Linked DNA regions of Homo sapiens: region 2 is linked to region 1. Evidence: read pairs that join two places in POLR2A ChIA-PET (ENCODE). Cell type or tissue: A673. All regions are shown on one strand.

Region 1 (2,500 bases):
GATATTTTTTTTTTCTCTTTTGAGGCAGAGTCTCGCTCTGTTGCCCAGGCTGCAGCACAATGGCGTGATCTCCGCTCACTGCAATCTCTGCCTCCTGAGTAGCTGGGATTTCAGGCACCCACCACCATGCCTGGCTCATTTTTTTGTATTTTTAGTAGAGACGGAGTTTCACCATGTTGCCGAGGCTGATCTTGAACTCCTGACCTCAAGTGATCCTCCCACCTCGGCCTCCCAAAGTGCTGGGGTTACAGGTGTGAGCCACTGTGCCTGGCCTGGGCTAATTTTTTTTTAATTTTTAGTAGAGATGAGGGCTCACTATGTTGCCCAGGCTAGTCTCGAACTCCTGAGCTCAAATGATCTCCCTGCCTAAGCCTCCCAAAGTGCTGGGAATACAGGCATGAGCTGCTGCACCCAGACAAAATATTTTTTGAGCATGGATCCTTCACACACATAACAAAGGCATGCTCTGCCTGCTTATAAAACCAGCTCTTATATTAAAGCATATCAGAAAGAGTTTTTACTTACCCTACTGTCTCTGTATATATCGAACACAACTGTAAAGGAGAAAAAAAGTCAGTTATTAATGAACTAATATTTCACAATGTAAATCTCCTTTTGAAAATTAAAGTACATTTTAATCAAAGACAGCAGAATATAAATGACCCTGAGGACTTCATGCTTCTAAACCTCAAAACTTCAAACATAAAAAGGCATCCTGCAATGTTTTATTTATATAACTTTGCTTTACTGTTCTCTGTTCCCCAACCATAAGCCCCTATATTTAAAAATTCAAACCAAACGCCAATATCATCTCAACCAGTTCCCCGTTATAGACTGGTTCTATGGGAAAGATGGGAGTCACTGAGCAAAGTACTAGTGAAACGGGCATCAATCACTGATCTGGTAGAATGCAATGAGTAAAGCTTATAATAGAAAGCATAAAATCTAATGAGCCTTGAAGCATGATTCATCTTATTTTAAGTCAAATCTGCCACAGAGCCCAGTCTTGGCAAGTAGAGAAATTGTAAATCATAGCAGATATAATTTTCAGATGTATGAAAACTCTTACACAATATACTTTCAATTCCTAAAAACAACCCACAAATGTTTACTTTGTAACTGGTGCTGTCTTTGATCATTCAAAGAAGCTAGAAAGGTAGATAGACTTTGTTCTCTGTAGATAGCCCCTTTGAAATACACAATCAAACATCTAAAACAAGACAGGGAACTGACTTAGCAGTAAAAATAGATTTTAGTTAAATAAGATGAAATTAACATGGCTGGTGCGGTGGCTCACATCTGTAATCCCAGCACACTGTGAGGCTGAAGTGGGCGGATCACTTAGGCCAGGAGTTCAAGACCAGCCTGGCCAACATGGCGAAACTCCATCTCTACTAAACATACAAAAAATTAGCCGGGTGTGGTGACGTGCACCTGTAGCCCCAGCTACTTGGGAGGCTGAGGCAGGAGAATCACCTGAACCCGGGAGGTGGAAGCTGCACGAGCCGCGATCGCACCACTGCACTCCAGCCTGGCTGACAGAGTAAGACTGTCTCCAAATAAAAATAATAATAATAAAAAGAAATTAACATACAAACTATCAAAAATAACAAATAATAATATAGTAAAATGCTTACAATACAGTATTTCAAATCTAGTTATTAGGATACACACCATAGTAAATAAGGTCCAGTAACAATGTATATTTCATTTCATTTTACTGGATCAATAAAAAAATACTCACAGTCTTCATCTAAGAATTTGTACTGTATGTGTTTCTTGAAAAAGTCTTGTATGCATCTGCGAATTTCTTCCTTTTGTTTAGAAATATGATCATAGTATTGTGTGTAGTCTCTTTGAGAAATACCTGACAAGAAAATATTTTACATCCTGTTATTATACAATATTCTTTTCAAAAACATCAATACGTGATTTAAACATTTTGTGGAAAGAACCATTAAAGTAGATTAGAAGATCACCCTGATGGGTACGGCATTACACACGACCCAGCTGTAAGGATTCATATGAACAGGTGAATCCTGAAGTCCTACATTGCCATGTCTTCTTACTTCTGGAAGAATTTACTTTTTGTTTTGTTTTGTTTTGTTTTGTTTTGTTTTGAGACGGAGTCTCACTCTATTGCCCAGGCTGGAGTGCAGTGGCACGATCTCGGCTCACTGCAACCTCTGCTGCCCGAGAAGCGATTCTCCTGCCTCAGCCTCCCAAGTAGCAAGGATTACGGGCGCCTGCCACCACACCCAGCAAATTTTTTTTTGTATTTTTAGCAGAGATGGGGTTTCACCATCTTGGCCAGGCTGGTCTTGAACTGATCTCATGATCCACCCACCTCAGCCTCCCAAAATGCTGGGATTACAGGTGTAAGCCACCGCACCTGGCCTTTTTTTTTTTTTAGAGACAGTGTCTCATTCTGTTGCCCAGGCTGGGGTACAGTGGCACAATCATAGCTTATTACAACCTCCACTTTCTGAGCTCAAGTGAC
Region 2 (2,500 bases), 150 kb after region 1:
GGATTACAGACGTGAGCCACTGTGCCCAGCCTTCACATCTTATTTCTAACTATACTATTTCACCAAGTTTAGTGGTTGAACACATCCCTTATCACTAAGCCCCTGGGCACTCCAAGTTTGAATATCCTAGAGATAACAACTCTGGTGTTGTACTCATTGTGTTGATCTCTGACTTGTACCAGATCACCCATCCAGTTATAAGAAATTTGAGATGGCACACTGTGGCTCCATCCTTGTCTTATTTCTTTGGATTTAAAAATCACACTGATAGGCTGGGCATGGTGGCTCACGCCTTTAATCCCAGCACTTTGGGAGGCCTAAGCAGGCAGATCACCAGAGGTCAGGAGTTCAAGACCAGCCTGCCAACATGGTGAAACCCCGTCTCTACTAAAAATACAAAAATTAGACAGGTGTGGTGGTGTACACCTGTAGTCCCAACTACTTGGGAGGCTGAGGCATGAGAATCACTTGAACCTGAAAGGCGGAGGTTGCAGTAAGCCGAGATCACGTACTCCAGCATGGAGTACAAGCTGGAAAGGGCAACAGAGCAAGACTCCATCTAAAAAAAAAAAAAAAAAAAATTAGCCAGACATGGTGGTGCACGCATGTGGTCCCAGCTAATCAGGAGGCTGAGGCAAGAGAATCACTTGAACTCGGGAGGCAGAAGTTGCAGTGAGCCAAGATCGTGCTGCTGCACTACAGGCTGGGTGACAGAGCAAGACTCCATCTCAAAAAATTAATTAATTAATTAATTAATTAAATGAAAGGAGGGATAACCAGTGAGGCTCATTGTTCTGTGTGCACCAGAGGTTTCCCTAGGAATTCCATGTCGGCTTCAGCAATATCAGTTCCTCCCTGTGTTACGTACCAATATCACTGCAGTATAAAGAAGACCTTCCTCTTTCAGCTGGAGTGGTGTAACCCAGCTGGTTATTAACAATCAAATGCACACTCCCACCAATTCTGAAATGTGGGAGATTGGACAGCGTGAATGTTTCAGGAACAATCCCTTGACCACAGAAAGAAGCATCACCATGGACCTAAATCATGAGGCAAGGGGAGCGGGTGGGGAGAAAAGAAACATAAGGGATTAAGAAATCTAGGTTTTCAGGTTGGAATAACTTTTTTTTTTTTTTTTTTTGAGACAGAGTCTTGCTCTTTCGCCCAGGCTGGAGTGAAATGGCACGATCTCAGCTCACTGCATCCTCTGCCTCCCGGGTTCAAGTGATTCTCCTGCCTCAGCTTCCCTAGTAGCTGGGATTATAGGCATGCACCACCACACCCGGCTAATTTTTTGTATTTTTAGTAGAGGCGGGGTTTCACCATGTTGGTCAGGCTGGTCTCAAACTTCTGACCTCAGGTGATCCACCCTCCTTGGCCTCCCAAAGTGCTGGGATTACAGGCATGAGCCACAGCGACCAGCCTCATTTATCATCATTTTAAAGAAAATGGCCTTTTCACCTTTTATTTCAGAAGTCAATCTTTTTTTGTTTTTTTTTGAGACGGAGTCTCGCTCTGTTGCCCAGGCGGGAGTGCGGTGGCGCAATCTCGGCTCACTGCAAGCTCCGCCTCCGGGGTTCACGCCATTCTCCTGCCTCAGCCTCCCGAGTAGCTGGGACTACAGGCGCCCGCCACCACAATCTTAAGATCAGCTCAATGTACTGGGTAAAAATGAAGGATTAAAATAGAGTATTATAAATTATGTGAAAGGTAAACAGAATGTCTGGCTAATGATTTCAAGATTTCTATTTAGAAACACCCTATCAGGCCAGGTGCAGTGGTTCACACCTGTAATATCTACACTTTGGGAGGCCAAGGCAGGAGGGTTGCTTGAAGCTAGGAATTTGAAACCAGCTTGGCCAACCCAGCAAGATCATGTCTCCACAAAATAAAATAAAATAAATCAGCCAGGTATGATGGCATGCACCTGTAGGCCCAGCTACTTGGGAGGCTGAGACAGGAAGATTGCTTGAGCCTAGGCATTTGAGCCTACAGTGAGCTATGATTGCACCATTGCACTCCTGCCTGGACAAAAGATTGAGAACCCATCTTGAAAGAAAGAGAGAGAAAGAAGAAGGAAGGAAGGAAGGAAGGAAGGAAGGAAGGAAGGAAGGAAGGAAGGAAAAAGGAAGGAAGGAAGGAAAAAAGGAAGGAAGGAAGGAAAAAAGGAAGGAAGGAAGGAAGGGAGGGAGGGCCGGCCATATCATAATGAAATCCAATTCTGCCTACTCCCAATTTATTCACTACAAGTTTCTGGCCTGTGAAAAATTAAAATGCATAGGATAACGTGGCATTTACAAACATAGAATATTTGATTGCCTTATATATTTATCTATTTCTGTGGAATTTGAAGACTGATTCTGAAATCCAGGTTTCATGATCTCCTGTAGTTAAAGGTTCATATTTAAATGAATACTCACAGAAGAAACATGACCACAGCCCAAACCTCTAAAAGATACTTGTTGTGTTACCAAAAACTGGGAGACAGGGTAGAAAAAGA

The links. ChIA-PET counts read pairs that join two places held together with the same protein. Peaks named below come from ENCODE experiments on the same cell type or tissue, not always from the same donor. Only the 100,000 strongest peaks of a DNase experiment are listed, where the experiment ranks them.
Region 2: POLR2A ChIA-PET joins it to region 1 with 19 read pairs; 2 of 35 experiments call an interaction of 5 or more read pairs at or near these places.

Annotation. Positions count from the first base shown.
Region 1 is chr10:12,236,511-12,239,010 of GRCh38, reverse strand. CDC123 (cell division cycle 123) reads right to left here. Exons shown (of 13, transcript NM_006023.3): 9 at 1,745-1,867; 10 at 526-554. Among named protein-coding and RNA genes, the nearest start is that of CDC123, 42 kb to the right of the region's middle. RefSeq lists a cis regulatory region at 1,106-1,117 and an enhancer at 1,039-1,183. In A673, no CTCF peak of the experiment used is centred here; a DNase peak (open chromatin) is centred at 940; H3K27ac peaks cover 729 bases.
Region 2 is chr10:12,090,053-12,092,552 of GRCh38, reverse strand. It overlaps DHTKD1 (dehydrogenase E1 and transketolase domain containing 1), which reads right to left. Exons shown (of 17, transcript NM_018706.7): 6 at 869-1,040. Among named protein-coding and RNA genes, the nearest start is that of DHTKD1, 22 kb to the right of the region's middle. In A673, no CTCF peak of the experiment used is centred here; no DNase peak of the experiment used is centred here; H3K27ac peaks cover 196 bases.